2 separate regions of the Homo sapiens genome follow, and region 2 is linked to region 1. Evidence: chromatin loops called from intact Hi-C (ENCODE). Cell type or tissue: GM12878. All regions are shown on one strand. Each heading gives the region's core, and the rest is flanking DNA. Links, peaks and the distances in the headings are about the cores only.

Region 1 (10,960 bases), core at 3,249-8,248:
CTTATCTGAGGGGCAGTATCCAAGCCTGCTATCTCCTTTAACACTTCAGTTAGTCCATTATTGTTATCTGACATCTTCTTTGCACTATCATTATTGCCATAAGGCTTAGGAACATGGCTAATTCCTTCATCATCTTCATTATTATTGTTAAGTGGTTTCTGACTCAAGGCAGCTCTGTTTCGGTTCCACCCTATGATGACAGGTTTGTTCTCACAGTGTTCTTGGATGCTAAGCTCACCACATATACTTTGCCCATCTGCCACTATCATAGTGGGCTTCACAGCTATAGTGGGTTTTTTAGCCACAGGAGGCCGGAAATTGCCCGTGTTCCTGATGCGGTGGTTGTTACTGTGATTGGCATTAGTTTTCACATTGCCATGGGTGATGGGTGCCTTCTCAGGGTCTGGGGGAAGCTGGTGCAAACTTTTAGGTTTAAAGCAATTCTTGCATTCACCAGGTTTCCAAACATGTTCAGTAAAGGTGTTACAAGCAGACATTTTTAAAAATAGAACTTCACAGACAATGCTTTTCTTTCAGTGCATGACAAAACTTTCATCTGTTAGTTTTCACTTCCCCTATGTGTTACAGCAGCTCTTCTAAGAATGATCAATCTGTGGAGGGGAAAAGAAGACAAAAAATCTGAATGAAAAAGGCACTATGAGACTTACCATTATTAGTGACTTGAAAAAACTGACTCCATTCCTAAACTTTTCCTTAAATTAAAAGACTGAGAGCTAAACTAATTTGTGTACTTTGTAATTTCCCTTTAGCCAATCAGCATTTGGAAAGTGAGCTTTTTAACTATAATTTTATGCACTCTTATCTATCCATACATAATCTTCAGCTTGATGTCTCTGTTGCAATGATTCTGTGACCTTCCCTCCCAGAAATGCCTTTGATACCACTCCTTCTGTTATCCACCAATTTCTCTAACACTTCCCAGCCCATTATAGATTCCTCTTCTTCCACCTACCCTTGAATGTTTTAGACATTTCGTAGACTCCTCAAACTCAATGCATTGAAAATGAAGCTTCGGGGCTGGGTGCAGTGGCTCATGCCTGTAATCTCAGCATGTTGGGAGGCAGGCCAAGGTGGGAAGATCCCTTGAGCCCAGGAGTTCAAGACCAGCCTGGCTAACATGATAAAATCCCATCTCTAAAAAAAATATAAAAATTAGCTGGGTGTGGTAGCACACACCTATAGTTCCAGATACTCAGGAAGCTGAGGCAGGAGGATTGTTTGAGCCTGGGAGGTGGAGGTTGCAGTGAGCAGATTGTGCCACAGTACTTCAGCCTGGGTGACAGAGTGAGACCTTGTCTCAAAAAAAAAAAAAAAAAAAAGGCTGAAAAGGAGACCAGGGGCCAGATCATGCAAGGCCTTTTAGGCTTTTAAAGATTATAGAGTTTATCCTAAGAGCAGTGGGAAGCCACTGAAGGGTCTTGAATAGGGGAAACAACATAATCCAATTTGCATTTTAAAAAGACAGCTCTGACCAAAACCCATGAAATTCTTACGTATATAAGTCCAACAAAATATGTGTAAAATCTAGAATCTATATGAGCAAAACTATAAAACACTGATAGATGAAGGGGGGAAGAAGGGGGAAAGGTAAGCAAATTATAGCCCAGAGGCCAAATGTAGCTTATTCCTGTTTTTGTATCCCAAGGTTAAGGATGCTTTTTATGTTTTTAAATGGTTGGAAACAAATCAAAACGAGAATAATGTTCTGCAACAAGTGAAAATTATATGAAATTCTAAATTCAGTACCCACAAATAAAGCTCCATTGGAACGCCAGTCACACTCATTTGTTTACATACTCATTTGCCTATGGTGGCTTCTGTGCTACAATGGAGAGATGAGTAGCTATGAAATGTGTGACACACAGACTGTATGCTTCACTTTTACTGCTTTGTGGCACTCTACAAATTGCAGGATTTCCACTGGTGCATCTATCAGCTGTGTGAAATTACATTTTTCAAAGATAATACATAAAATTATAAAATAAAATTATGAAATACGTAAAATTTCATTACAGATATGAATTAATAGATGAACATTTGTAATCAATTTTGATGAGAGGAAGTACTAACTTTGAACCCCCATCAAGCACAATGTTATCCTCCCCAAAATGGAATTTCATTCTTCTCACTAGCAAACCTCTGTTATAAAATATTGTACCTAAATATATTTTGCCTTTTATCAAAAACATTTGCCAAAAAAAAAATGACAAGAGAATGAAGACAAACCCCAGAGTAGGAGAAATTATGTGAAACATTCATATCTGACAAAGGACTTTGTATTTGGAATATATAAAGAACTTTCAAAACTCAACAAAAAGAAAAACCCAATAAAAAACAGGTAAAAGATTTGAGCAGACACTTAACCAAATATATATGATTTTTGATCTTTTTTTTTGAGACAGGATCTCACTCTGTCACCCAGTCTGGTGTGTAGTGGTATGATCACAGCTCACTGCAGCCTCAACCTCCCTGGCTCAATCAAGCCTCTCACCTCAGCCTCTGGAGTAGCTGGGACTATGGGCACATGCCACTATGCCTGGCTAATTTTTCTATTTTTTTTATAGAGATGGGGTTTCTCCATGTTGTCCAGGGTGGTCTCAAACTCTTGGGCTCAAGGGACCCAGCTGCCTCGGCCTCCCCAAAATGTTGAGATTACAGGCATGAGACACTGTGCCCAGCCAAAGATACATGGATTGCATTTAAACAATATAAAAATTGTAAATATAATTTACAATATTTATAATATTGTAGTAAATAAAATTTATAATATTGTAAATATAATTAGCCACATGGAAGTGCAAATTAAAACTACAATGTGCTACCACTACACATTTATTAGAATGGTTAAAATAAAATTAAAACAAAAACAACTGATGCTAGCGAGGATGTGAAGCAATTGAAACTCATATATTGCTGGTGGGAATGTAAATGGTTCAGGTATTCTGAAAAACAGTTTTGCAGTTTCTTATAGAGTTAATCATAAACTTACCTTGGAGCCCAGCAATCCCACTCCTAGGTATTTACCCAAGATAAATAAAAACTTTTGTTTACACTAAAACCAATACACAAAGGTTTACAGCCAAAAGCTGGAAACAATCTAAATGTTAGGTGGCAGTGGTTACATAACTGCATACATTTGTCAAAACTCACAGAACCGGCAGGTAGGCTGGGCGCGGTAGCTCATGCCTGTAATCCCAGCACTGTGGGAGGCTGAGGCGGGTGGATCACTTGAGGCCAGGAGTTTGAGACTAGCCTGGCCAACATGGTGAAATCCTGTCTCTACCAAAAATACAAAAATTAGCCAGGCATGGTGGTGTATGCCCGTAATCTTAGCTACTCAGGAGGCTGAGGCATGAGAATTGCTTGAACCTGGGTGGCGGAGGTTGCAGTGAGCCGAGGTTGCATTGTGCCACTGCACCACAGTCTAAGACAAACAAACAACTCATAGAACTACGCACTTAAAAAAAGTGAATTTTACTACATGTAAATTTACCTTCAATAAACCTGACTTTAAAAAGACAGCTCTGCTGCTATGTAGAAAATGGACTCGGGAAGAACAGGACAGGAGGCTTAAAAGACTGACATAGGCAAACTAAGATCTGATGAGGATCTGGATTAGGATGTGGTGTCAGGGAAGGCAGAGAAAGATGCAGGAATGACTGGATTTTGAAGAGTAAAAAGTATTGAGGTTTTAGGTTTATGTATTCAAATGATTATGGAGCCATTTACTGAGATGACAACATTGGAGGAGGTGCAACTTTTGAAGGGAAGACTATGAGTCCATATTTTGTCACCCTGCATACAAGACAGTATATGAATTTAGGAGTCTGAAACATGGATGAGAATTCTGTGGTTCTCCTCTGCTTAGGAATTACTAGTATAGAGATATTTAGGCCGAAAAGAAAATAGTGAGCTGAGGAGGTGGCCTTGGTGGGTGAACCAGGGAGAAGGGGCTACTTCCTCTCCCCTAACTGAAAACTAACAGCCAAGGTGTGATGACACAGAAGCCAGATGAGGAAATGTCATGAAGGAGAAAGACAATAACTATTTCAAATGCTGCTGAGAGGTAACGGAAAATGAGGACTTACATACATGCCCATTGGACTTGGCAACATGAGCTCATCTGTGACCTTAGCATGAACTATTTGGTTCAGTGGTGGGGATGGAAACCAGACTGCAGTGAGTTGAAGAGTGAGATAATAGAGCAATGGTAGATAACTTTTGGAGAAGAGTAGGCAGGAAGGAGAAGCAAGAAGGAGCTAGGAGGATGGGGGTCCAGAAAGGATTTCCTTATTTTAAGATGGGAAAACCTAGATAATGTTGAATGGTAATATTGGGGAAAGATACAGGCCAGGGTGAGAGGCTGAAAAAACAGGAAAGAGGAAAGAATCACAATACTTAGAATGTTAAAACTGTGCAGGTTTCTAATTCAACTGTGTTTTATGGACAAAGGAATCGAAGCCTAGAAGAGACAGTGACTTTCCTAAGGACACACAGTAAATAAGAAAGACCCAGAACTGGGACTCAAGGCTACAACTACCTACAATATGTTTTGTTTTTACCTTTTTTGGTAGATGTTTTTTTCTTTTGTTGTATATGCTCACTGTGGAAACTCAGAAAAGCATAAAGAAAATAGAAACCATATGTAAACTTATTATTCAGAAGTAACTTTTATTAACAGTTTGGGGGCAGTTCCTGTCAGTCACCAAGAATTTAAATTAAAAAATTCCCTGTGTACTTAGCACTATGCAGCACTGAATACAAAAAAGAATAAGGCATCTTGGCATAATATCTTGTTAACCAAGTTAAACAGACTCTGATAAGAGTGGGATTAAGTTTTCTCTTTGTAAGTAGTACAATATATTTGCTTTTTCAAAGACTAGTAGATAATAGTAAAAATAATTCCCCACTTTGAGTAAAAGTAAGTTAATTCAGTCAAAAGATGGCTAAGCTGATTAACAGCTATCACTTATCAACAGAATAGCCAAATGAGACTCACCAGGAACACCATTTGCTTATGTCAGTGTTGTGTGCACTAGGAACCCATGTTGCATATGACATTCGTTTACAAGTTTGTGTCCATCTGTATTCATCTGGTTTAAAACCGAGACACTTATACATATGTAACAAACCTGCACATTGTGCACATGTACCCTAAAACTTAAAGTATAATAATAAAAAACAAAAAACAAAAAAACCGAGACATGAACCAGGCAAACACCTTTAGCAAGCACCAGATGGAGCTGCTGTCTAAGCCACAAAACCTTAACCACGAGGGCTTCATTTTAAACACTAATTATATTTGGAGACAAAGAGGTGCACTTAAAGACACTGTCAAAACTATTTTAACCTACAACAGTCTCATAGAGGGGGAATCTGTACCAGATGCAGGTCTGTCCAAAGAGCAATCCTTGGGTTTTACAGCCTTTGTGAAATGACTTCAGTGGCAATCAATAACTAGCAGCTTTCCCTGCTCAACACCAACGCTCCCCAAATGGGAAACTCCAGTCTCCAAAGTTATGCTTGAGAAATAAGAAATGTGTCTCCTGAGGCACTTACACAAGGAAATAAAACAGTCTATCCTGGTGTCTTCTATTTATTTGCCAGAACAGGTCTGATACAGAGCACCCAAATGGAATGTTTGATAAGAAAAGCTCATTTACCTCCACATTCCTTATAATCTCAAAGCAAATCTTCTAGATGAAATAGTCTATGGGAGAGTTTAATGGCTGAAGCTGCCCCTAGGAGGTAGCCAGGATTCCATGATCTAAAATCCTATTTCATATTTGACAGTTTTCAGGACCAAAGCCCTTCAGGCTATAGATTAAGCTATTCAAGAGTGGCCTATTTCACTTCAAGTCATGACAGCTTTTTAAGAACCTATTACTGTTTTTTATTCTCTCTACTGCCATACAATGACAATAATTAGTTTGCTTCTAGTCCAACAGTTTCAGGCAGATTTGATACCAAAAAAAAACCCCACAAAAATACAAAAAAACAACAAACAAATCCACAATGGATTTCAATCTTGAAATAAACTGGCCAGCAGAAAGAGCTGGAGCTCCTCAAGCTGGATTCAATTTCCATTAGTGAAGAAAAGGAAAGTGTGTAGGTGGGAGATTAAACACCATATATACAGCATTTCCTAAAGGCACCCAAGGAGAATCTGTTAATAATAAAGGAGGATGGAGAATGAACTGCTAAGCTCCTCCAATTCTGTGACTCCCGAAGCCCACCATCTCTCTCCATAAAATCTGTCACATTGCCATGGAGGCAGAGTCAAGAATCCTCACTGCTGTACGTGGGCTTTTAAGGACACTCTCAGTGAGGATCTATTGCCTATATGTCATCCCACATATTAGTCCATCTCCAGGATGCTAGGGAACAATTTACAAGTCAAGGTTCTCACTAGGCTTTTGTTAAAGAACATGTGGGTCACTTAAAAAAAAGGAAAGGAAAATGTGACAACCATACCCACGTCACTGTTCCCAACCTTTCCTTCTTCCACAGTGAAAAATGCTGACCTGACACCTCAACCAGCTGCCAAACTCTTCAGTATATGACTAAAAGGGTGGGGAGAGGAAGTGAAAGCAAAGCTGCAGGAAGAAGTTTTGCAGAAGATAAAACACAGCTTAAATTTGGTACACAAATGGAAATTCCATGAGTAAAAGGGACTTTCTTGAGATCTGACTGAAAAAAAAAATTATCATTCCTTGCTATCACAAGAACATGAGGTTCTCCTATCTAAAGAAGAAACCAAAGTAAAATCTGCTTAATTTTGGAAACTTAATGAAATCTCCAGAAGCCCATCCAGTTCCAATTGTTCTAACCACAACAGTTTTTCTAACAGTTCACTGCTCCTGTCACATGGTAGTCATCTCAGGATAAGAATCATGTAACAACAAATGCACCCCTGCAAAGCAGCACCGCTCAGTTCCAACTAATTTTTAAATTCAAACTCTTTGACGAATCAGTTAACTACTACTAATAATAATTATTATAAACTTGGTAATAACTAGTTATAAGATTAGAAGTTCCAAAATGTTCCCTGAAACCACTTTAGACCCCTATTTAAGAAGGTATACATCAGAGAAGAAGTTAAAGTATTATCTAATAACAGCCAAGACTCCATAGTCTTTTATAGTTTTATTTTATTCACAAGCTTTTTCTTCTGCTTGGAATGTATTTCCTCTAATGCTGTTCCATTTGTTGAAACCCTATTTATCCTTCAAGATGCAGTTTAAATTTTACCTCTGTGATGAAGTTTTGCCTAACTCGATTATACCACATTGTTTTGTAATTATGTAAGTCCCCAGAAGGCAGGTCTAAGTGTTTTTCCTCTCTATATCTCTTGAATTGTTTGGAATACATTGGATACTAAATAAATGTTTTCACTCAAGAATAATTCTAGTTAGCATTTACTACTAAGTACCAGGCCCTTTACCCATAAAAACTCATAATTCGGCCAGGTGCGGTGGCTCAAGCCTGTAATCCCAACACTACATTTTGGGAGGCCAAGGCGGGCAGATCACCTGAAGTCAGGAGTTTGAGACCAGCCTGGCCAACATGGTGAAACTCTGTCCATACTAAAAATACAAAAATTAGCCAGGCGTGGTGGTGCGCGCCTGTAGTCCCAGCTACTCAGAAAGCTGAGGCAGGAGAATCACTTGAACCTGGGAGGGGGAGGTTGCAGTGAGCCGAGATCGCGCCACTGCACTCCAGCCTAGGCAACAGAGCGAGACTCTATCTCAAAAAAACAAAACAAAACAAACACCTCATAATTCTCACAAAACTCTATGATAGACATACTATTATTTGCCCTACTTTACTGATGAAGAAACTGAAACTTGCCCAAGGTCACATAGCTAGTAAATGGCAGAGCCAGGATGAATGCATGCATGCACGTATGCATGCATAAATGGTATAGCTTCATGGCATCTGGAGGCTGCTTTAAACATAAACATGGCAGTGTCTGAAAGACAGTCCACACAGCAGCAGCAGCAGCAGCAGCACTGTCCACCATAGTGGAATTCCACCATGAATGAAGAAGTGTAAGAAATAGGCACACCCACACCTTCCCCTCCTCAGCTCTAAGATGATCAGTCCAGGTGCTCACTGCAGAATAAGCCAGAAGGAAACAAACAGGCATAAACTTAGCTAGTAGGCTGTCTCAAAGTTGTGTTTTTTGTGTTTCAGAGTGTTGAGGAAGTAATATTACGAGGCAAATTAAGCATGATCTTTCATCCAGCTCTCCAAGTCAGGAACCACTCTGATTTGGAGGGGCCACTGAAGTGGCTGGTTGAGAGTGAGTTGGTGAGATGTTGCTATCAGTCACCTTGCTCTGTTCCTCTTCTCCATTGCCCTCAACCTCAGAGCCAACTGCCAAGTGAAGAAAGCTGGACTGCAGGCTAAATTAGGGAGTCACAGCTGATTGAGATGTGAGAAGACAGGGAATAAGAAAGAGACTAAATAAGGGCAGAGCAAAATTCAAATAAGAGAAGGTGGGAAAAAGGAAATTGGGAAGGAAGGAGAAATAAGAAAATAGTTAATGATTCTAAGAAAAATCCTGCTTGAATGTTTATAGCCACATAATCAGAGTGAGCAATGTCATTTTCTACCACTCTTCACTCATTTTTGGAGGCTTTATTGTCTTGTGTTACTTTATGTTTGGCAGGAGGCATTATTTTTCCAATTAAAAGAAATTTTACCTTTCCCAGCTATAGAAAAGAGTGAACAATACATACTGTAAAACATTTATAATTTAGACTTTTAAAGGGAAAAAGTACTTCTAAATTAATGAAAGTCTGAATTACACAATACTTTGAAGAAGTATAGATTTATTGCTTTTGAGGAAATACCATAATAAACTAGTCTTTCCTAGTGCAGATATTTGGACCTGTTCTAATAAATAAGTTGGAATTATTTTCTTAATGGTTGTAAATACATAACTTAAAATGCAGTCAAAGAATACTTCTCACACTGGAATCTGGGATGTGTTTTCAAGGGTCTATGAGTTCTCCAAAAGAGCTGAATATTAAACTGAAAGTAAAGTTTACATCTAAAATAAACTAATGTAAACACAGGCAGGATCATTGCAATGGCCATATTAACTAAGCACAGCAATATAATTTCCAGGACTACAAATACCTTTCTGTTTCTAATATGAGCTGACACCAAGCACACTACTTTAACTGTAAGAAATAATGAGAAAAGAAAGGCTCACTTAATATGTAGATGATACAGTTCTACCAAGTAAAGACCAAAATGACATCATGGTGCAACCACTGTGTATTGTACCAATCTTGAATTTTCAATACCGTAGAAAGAAATGTGGCATAAGAAGACAGCCAATGGTAATGAAAACTGCAAAGAAAACTAGGGTGGCTGGCAGCTCCTTACCCACACAGTAAGCAGCAATTTAGTTTCAGCAAAACTTCATCTATTATATTAAATTGCTGTTAATTTGCATTTCATTAGTTTTGCAGGGTTTTTTTGTACTTAACTTTCAAATTTGTTTTATAGCTAAATGACAACTATAAGCATAAAGAATTTATACCTAACTTTATGTTTTTTGTATTTAAGTAAAATTATAATAATGTACGTCAACACTGACAGAGCACAGTTATTTTTTTCAGTTAAAAGGAGGTCTATAAATTACCAAAGTTTGAAAAGTAGTGCTTAAAAACAATAATCTCTTATGTCAGGTAAGCATTCCTCTTGTGATCTTATTCACATTACTAATTTGCTAAGAATCTGTTAAAGGAGTATAATAACTACCGTCAAACAAAGCTCTTATGAAAATGAATTAAGATAAAATATATAAAATGCCTAACTCGAAGGCTGATTCATAGTAAGCACTTAATAAATATTAGTTATTTTCTCCTTTTATTAAATTTCTACATCCAGCGGAGGCCAGGAAGGGGTATGATCCCTCTAATCTCCTCCACACATATCCACACCCCATCTTGACATACCAATTGGGCACTTGGGAAGCTATTTCAATGGGAACACTGTTAACTATGCTTAGGTTAGACTTCAGTTATCATGGATGATTTAATTGAAAGTTTTAGCTGCCTTGTAAACCTGTTTAAGACTTATTGCTTCTACAGGGAAAACATACTCCAAGTTCTGAGCAAGTGACTTGCAAGGAAACTTTAGCATTCCATCTTGGACTTGTGTTTTGCATCAATTTCAAGAGATGCTGTCAGATTCTATCAGGAAGGAGTTGCTGAGCAATAAGGTAATGTGATACTATTGTGCTTTAAGAATTCAGGTGGAAATGGAAAGAATATATTGACAGGAGGCAAGGTGAAAGGTAATGTAGTTGTTTCAACTAGTATAATACTAGTCCAGAGAAGGCCCCAAACTAATATAGTGGCAGTGGGAATTAACAAGCAGGGGCTGATGTGAGAGGCTAAATTGATAATTTTTATCAACCAGTGGGATAATAAGAGTGACTAAAGATGACCCTGTGGTCTGTATAGATCAAAACCCAGGATCAGTTTCCCAGAGATATACTGAAATGTGGACAATCAAGCTAGCACCAACTGCACTACTTTAACTGTAGAAAATCATGAGACAGATGATGTCCGAATGGAAATAACAAACACATTCTAAAACAAAATGTGTGATTTAAAATTCTTCCCATTGAGAAATATCCAGATCTTTAATTACTATTTACTTATGTAAACTTGACTCTAAACCTTGACTGCAAGTGGTTTAGTGAGAGCAGTAAAGAAGATGCAGGATGCTGAGGTGGATGAGAGAGAAAATGAAAAAGGCAAAGTGACAATTCTTTAGTTAGTTTTATTTTATTACAGAATAAAGTTAGAAAAATGAGACTTGGGTTTAGTAACTGAAGTGATGAGGCCAGTGATGGACCATGAAGGATGGGAACTGTGGCCAGGGCATTCGAGAACTCCAGATGTGCATGAGCACA
Region 2 (6,764 bases), core at 1-5,000, 200 kb before region 1:
ACTTGACACAAACCCAAATTGAGACGCTTTCTATGAAACAACTGGCCTGCAATCTTCCAAAGTGTCAAGGTCATGAAAGTCAAGGATAGACTGGGGAACTGTCACAGAATTAAGGAGACCAAGAGAAAAAAACACAAAATTTTAAAGGACATTACAATTAATGAAATTAAATTTGAATATGGAGTGCAAATTAGACAATAGCCTTATATTGATGTTAAATTTCTTCTTCTTTTTCTTCTTTTTTTTTTTTTTGAGTGAGGGTCTCACTCTGTCACCCAGGCTGGAGTGCAGTGGCATGATCAAGGCTCATTGCAGTTTCCACCTCCCCAATTCAAGCAATCCTCCCACCTCAGCCTCCCAAGTAGCTGGGACTTCAGACACATGCCACCATGCCTGGCTAATTTCTTGTAGAGATAGGAGTTTGCCATGTTGCCCAGGCTGGTCTCGAACTCCTGAGCTCAAGCAATCTGCCCGCCTCACCTCCCAAAGTGTTGGGATTACAGGTGTGAGCCACCGTGCCTGGCCAATGATAAATTTCTTAATTTAAAAAACTGTACTGTGGTTATATAAGAGAATTTCCTCATTTTTAGGAAATATACACTTGAATAATTTAAGGGTGAAGGGATACCATGTCTGCAACTTACCCAACTAATAGAAAAAAATCAGTATGCATACATAAAAATAGAGAATAATAAAGCAGTTGAAGTAAAATTTAAACAGTCTGATGAATCTGGGTAAAACAGACAGGAGTTTTTTGTACTCTTTTCTCTGAATTTAAAATTATACCAAAATAAAAATTTACAAAAAAAAAAAAGAAGCATGAGAAAGCCTGCCTCTTCTAGATGACCTGAGGAGGTACTACTAGGGCGGGGCTTGGGAGGCAGCTAGAGAGCGAGTGCCTGCACCCTGAGGATGTGGGCTTTCATGGGGCTGGGAAGTCTCTTTGCTACTCTGGCTTCCAGCCGCTCCTCAGCTTGGTTCTACAATTTGAAGTCCTGGGAATGAGGCTTTTCCAGCTGAGCAGACAGGGCTGTCAGCAGCAACACTGTCAGGTCTACTGTGAGTCTACTGTTGAGAGTCTCAGACTCACAGAGTCAGAGACTCACCCTGGTTGTGAGTCTACTGTGGGTGAACCTGGACTAGGTGCCTTTTCATGTTATCAAACACTGATGTAGGCATGTATCTATCTATCTTTCTTTCTTTCTTTCCTTCCTTCCTTCTTTCTTTTTTTTTTTTTTTTTTTTTGAGATAAGGTCTCACTCTGTCACCCAGGCTAGAGTACAGTGGTGCAATTATACACATCTCACTGCAGCCACAACCTCCTAGGCCCAAGTGATCTTGTCACCTCTGCTTCACAGGTAGCTGGGACTACAGGCACATGCCATCATGCCCAGCTAATTTTTTTTGTAGAGACAGGATCTTGCTTTGTCGCCCAGGCTGGTCTTGAACTCCTGAGCTCAACCGATCCGCCCACCTCAGCCTCCCAAAGTGCTGGGATTACAAGCGTGAGCCCTTGCGGCTGGCCAGAATCTTGTTTAAGCTTTAAACAAGTAACCTGCTTAAATATGTAGGCTCATCATTTCTGTTTTCCAGGTGAGGTAACTGAGTCTCAGTGAGGTGAGGCTGGACCTCTTCCAACTCTGACTCCAGGGATCATCTACCCCCGCCCCCCCCACCCCAAGTTCCACTCCTTGCACAGGCTGGGGCTTCCCTACTCCGAGCCTCAGCACATGCTGCTCCCTTTGCCTGCACACGGGCCCACCACATGTCTCTGCCTATTGATTTTCCGGCCCAGCCAAGACTGAAGTTGGGGTCTCCTGCCTCTGAATCCTAGGTTTTCAGGGAAAATTAAACACCAGCTGGGCTGAAATCAAGCTTTGCTTTACTGTGAACAAGTCATTTTCCACCTGAATTAAAACCAACCCAAGGGGGGAGAGGATGCTAGAAACACATTTTTGAAGCTGTTTTGAGAGACAGCTGCCATAATGGAAACAAAACAAAACAGGCTAGAAAAGGGGTTGGGGGGTGGGAGATGGTTATGCCTTTCCTTCCCTGTCAGTGAGATCATTCTACTGGTCCCCCTCTGGGCCCTGCTACCCCACTTATTGGGCCTCAGTTTCCCATTTGTAAAATGAGAAAGTAAGGCAATAGCAGGAGTTCTCCTCCAAGGTGTATGACTGACTCACTTACGAAACCTAAAATCTATACTCCCTGGCCCCACCCAGTCAGTAGGCCAAGGTTGGGACTTGGCCTTTTGCTTTTTTTTTTTTTTTTTTTTTTAACAAAGTCCCACTTCTGGTAGGCACACTTTGTGCTGTTTGAGCACCTCCAGATAGTCCCTGCAGGCTCTTCCATCACTGCAGTCCTCCGTCCTCTGACCAGTGATCGGGTGGCAGTGGATTCCTGGGACTCACTGAGGCCCCTTCCCCATGCCCACCAGTTCCTGGGCCACCTCCCGAAGGGCCACTTTGCACCTCTTTGCTGTCTTTCAAGAATCCTGACCGGCACTCGGCTTCTGACGACTGATAATGCTTGGAAACTCAGAGTCACACTCTTGTGGCTGCAAATTAGTAAACCTGAAAGCTCCTCGTCAACTCAGGCGAGCTGTGTGAGTGGGAAGAGGCCTTAGTTTTTGCAACTGCTGTCCCTGGGGGCAAACTGAAAAACAAACTGTATCACATCCTGAAGGCCAAAGGCCACACCCTCAGCCCCAGTGGAGGACTCTGGGGCAAGGATATTTCCTGGAGTCAGAGGAGAGGAGCCTCCATCTGAGCGCCACACCCCCACCCCGCATGGGCTCTGCACTTCCTCCTCAGTGGGGACTTGCTTTTCCCTTCTTCCTCATCCTGTTTCTGCCCCAGGCCCTGGCCCCTCACTGCCAGCCCCACACTCTGGGGAGGAAAGACCCTTTTTAGCGATGGGACTCCGAAAAGTTAACTGACCTGTCTAAGCCTCAGGTTCCTTATCTGTTGAATGTGGCCGTAATGCCTCACACTGTTGTTGGGAAGATTAAGTGATACATAAGGCATGGGAAGTGCTTACAGCAGAGCCTGATGCAGCACAGCCCTAGTAGACTATTAGCGTTATTCTGGAACTCCCTTCCTGCCTCACGGGTGAGCTCTTTCCCATTAATCAAGACCCAGCTCCCCTCCTTTGGGAGGACTTCCCAGGCCAGGCTCCTCAACAGCCTTTCTCTGTTGTCTGCGCACAGCACATTTTCCCTTCCTAGGCTGCCTCCCTCACCAGACTGGCAGGGGCTGAGCTTGTTCATTTGCATGTTCCCAGACAGGAAGGCTCAGTCAGTGCTGGTGGGTGTGCTGCAGTGGAGCTTGTTCCAATCTGGGACAGGGTAAGTGGGGTGGACAGTGGTTGCCCCAGTACAGTAGGCATGTGCCTCTGGCCACCTGGAGGGACCCTACAGGTATTTCCCCCAGCAATAGTGAACCATCATGGCCAGGTGCTGGAACATCCCACTTCAGCCATGGGATGGGTGCACAACCCTACAGCCATGGGCAGCGTCATGACAGTGCATCCACCGAGGTCTAAATGGCCGACTCATGAATGCCCTTCTGGCCATAAGCTGATGGCAGGTTGAGAATTACTCCTGCAGGACAGATGCTCCCCTGCAGAAGGGAGAAGCGTGCGTCACTTGCCCTACCCCTTGGACCAGTGGCAATGCCATCTCCAAATGAAATTCATGGCAAGGGCCTCCTGGCTCTTCGAATGTCACCAAAGAGCTTTCAGACCCTCCTTCTCTCCCTCTTCTTTCCAGCCCCTGCCCCTCTTCAGAAGGCTGGAAGCTCTCGCTTTAGATTCTTCCTGGATAACAAATTAGAATCTTAGGACCCTCAGAGTGCAGTCCCGCCCTCCAGCTTGGTGTCAGCCTCACCTCTGAGAGCTATTCCCCCAACAACGTCTTCTCTTCCAGCCCCTGAGAACTTGGCTGAACTTCCTTCAAAATGGTGTTTATTCGGCCAGGTGCAGTGGCTCACACCTATAATCCCAGCAGTTTGGGAGGCCAAGGCAGGCAGATCACCTGAGGTCAGGAGTTTGAGACCAGCCTGGCCAACACTGTGAAACCCTGTCTCTACTAAAAATATAAAAATTAGCCAAGCATGATGGTGCATGCCTGTAATCCCAGCTACTTGGGAGGCTGAGGCTGGGAGAACTGCTTGAACCTGGGAGGCAGAGTCTGCAGTGAGCCAAGACTGTGTCACTGCACTCCAGCCTGGGCGACAGAGCGAGACACTGTCCCAAAAAAAAAAAAAAAAAAAAAGGAAAAAAGAAAAAAGATGTTTATTTGCTTTCCATCTTGCCTGCATTTTGTCCATTTGTCCATCCATTTATTGGTCAGGAAAGGCTTTCCTGAAGAGGTGACATTTGATAAGAGGGCCAAGGGATAAGGAGTAGTTAGCTGGGCCAAGGCAGGGTCTAGGATGGAACGGGAAGAAGCTTCCAGGCAGAGGGGTGATCATGTGTGAAGGACCCGGGAAAGAAGAGAATGAGGCAGAATGGAGGAATTGAAAGATGGTCCAGGAAGCAGTATCAGAAATTGAGAGAGGCATAATGGGAGTTGAAGTTTTGAAGAGTAGGCTGGGACCAAATTATGCAGGGTCTGTAGGCCATGTAAGGGCAATGGCCATTGTCCTGAGAGTAATGGAAAATCATGGCAAGGTGACAGTGGGACGTTGATATGACCAAATGTGGATCTGAAAATGTCACTCTGCTGTGTAGAGAGCAGACAGGAGTGAGCAGGGTTGGTTTCATAGATGTACAACTCGTGTAAGCAAATTGTACTTGGGGTCTAATGCTCTGAGATTGCTGTCTTGGAATTCTTAATCACATTATTTTTGAATTTGCTTTTCTTAAGTACAGTCTGGTGGGACAATGAAGCATACATCAAGGACTTGGAGCCTTGGCTCCTGTGGTCCTGCTTCCAACTGCCTCCCCTGGACTTGTTCTCAGTCTTCTCCACTTCTGCCTAGCAACCACTGCCACACTCTGCCCCCAGCAGAGACCTGAGTGCAGGCATGGGGACAGTCCGGGTCAAGGGCACACCTGGTAGCATCTGAGGATTGGCCATGGCAATGTGGCCCCTGCCCCAGGCTGGCAACACCATGGCAAATTCAACAGGCGACTCAGGGGGCTGAGCCTCTCACTCACTTCTGACCCTGGTTCCTAGTGCATCCTGGCCTGGATTTTGCAACACCCCTGGGGACTGCCTGTCCGCTGTGGGTTGGTGAGGCAGGTCCATGGGAAATGGCAATGCCTGGCTTGACTTCCCCAACCTCCGCTGGGGAACGCAGAATGCAGATCAGCGTGGTGGCTGACAGGAGGAGAAGTCCAGCAACTGGTGAATTTCACACAGAACTGAGTCAAGTCAGAGGGTGGGGCGGGGCAAGTTGTCCCACAGATATTCCCATGCCCAAGGGAGTGTAACGTTAAATAACAAATCAAAAACACCATTCCAGGTTGAGAGAGAGACTGCAGTAAAGAAACAAGTTTTATAGATTAGTACCTTTAACGGCAATTTTGTCCCTGCTTTTTGAGTAAGAGGTCTCACATTTTTATTTTGCACTGGACTCGCAAATTATGTAGCTGTCCAGGCAGTGAGCAATCAGTGAGATCAAGCTTGTGAAAGTGATGGAGGTCCTGTAAATATTGATCCTCCTTCTGTGGCAGCTGTTGTTACTGGTTTTGTTGTTTCTGTGGCTCAGAGGGATGGATGAAGTGTCTTCAGGAGCGGAGTCCTGCCAGTCAGTGGTGGGGGCTGTGACAATAAATGTTATAAAAACTGATTTTGCATTTTATTCTCAATCCTTGTAGCTACTGCTTCTTGAATTCTTCAAGCAGATGTGTTCAGATACCAGGCAAAACAGGCAGGGGCTCTGCCTGGGAGGGGTATGCCCCCACAGCCTGGCCTGAGGCACAACTGCACAGACCTCAAGGCAAATTGTTTTGAAGCAGCTGGAACAGTCACTAAAAAGCGGTGATTTTCAGGGATGGATTCCTCTCCCCAAGGGCCTGGGCCTGGGTGTGGGTGGGGCTGGTGTGAATAGGGGCCCCCTAAGACAGTACTCTTTTCTGAGGGGCACTCAGACATCTCAGTCTTGCTCCTCCATCTCCCTGACATCCCACCAATCCACTCAAGCCCCATCGCACCTGCCCCAACCAGACCTCATTCCTGTAAAAGTCATCACAATATCTTCTTCTGGTCTCACCCGCTCTGAGCCACTCCTTATGGAGAAAGAACTCCCTAGAACCTGTCTGTCAGTCTCTAGGCCCCTCAGAGCAAAAACCAAGTCTGCCTCCCCTTGAGGCCCCGGTCCCAGCAGGACCCTGCAGGAGTTGGTGCTCAGCAGTGCTTGTGTGCCTGGGCTGAGGAGAAGGTTGTGGTGGTCACGTGGTTGGCTTTCGGCATCCCCGGCTGCCCATTCGCAAGGCCAACCATGGGGAAGTATGAGCACGTGACCCACCTAGGGCCAAGGAGACACAAGGGAAGGTCTCCTGGGGAGCTGGGCAGAAGGGAGGGTGCAGGGGCTTTGGAGAAAATGAGACACAAGGGCAGGTGTCCTTTTCTTTCTCTGCTTGTGGCTGTGTCTGGAGTTGTAGATGAGCTGCTGCAGCTCCTTGGCCTCCAGCCCAAGGAGGAAGATCGTAAATGCAAGAGAAACTCAGAGAGACTGAGCTGAAGCCCTCATGTACCACAGCTGGAGGCTGCCCTGCCTCCAGCCCCGTTGTGTAGATGACAGCACACGTCCTCT

The links. Peaks named below come from ENCODE experiments on the same cell type or tissue, not always from the same donor. Only the 100,000 strongest peaks of a DNase experiment are listed, where the experiment ranks them.
Region 2: it touches region 1 in a loop (2.7-fold over the local background); 2 of 110 quality-filtered maps call a loop at or near these places.

What each region holds. Positions count from the first base shown.
Region 1 is chr15:77,181,430-77,192,389 of GRCh38, forward strand. PEAK1 (pseudopodium enriched atypical kinase 1) reads right to left here. Exons shown (of 10, transcript NM_001385026.1): 7 at 1-611. The coding sequence starts at 497. Among named protein-coding and RNA genes, the nearest start is that of LINC00597, 38 kb to the right of the region's middle. RefSeq lists enhancers at 407-496, 6,316-6,535. In GM12878, for the core only: a CTCF peak has its summit at 5,267 (motif pointing right); DNase peaks (open chromatin) are centred at 4,180, 5,282 and 6,522; H3K27ac peaks cover 1,945 bases.
Region 2 is chr15:76,985,996-76,992,759 of GRCh38, forward strand. No RefSeq gene overlaps it. Among named protein-coding and RNA genes, the nearest start is that of PSTPIP1, 5.7 kb to the right of the region's middle. RefSeq lists an enhancer at 2,377-2,536. In GM12878, for the core only: no CTCF peak of the experiment used is centred there; DNase peaks (open chromatin) are centred at 2,302 and 2,636; H3K4me3 peaks cover 1,357 bases; H3K27ac peaks cover 1,947 bases.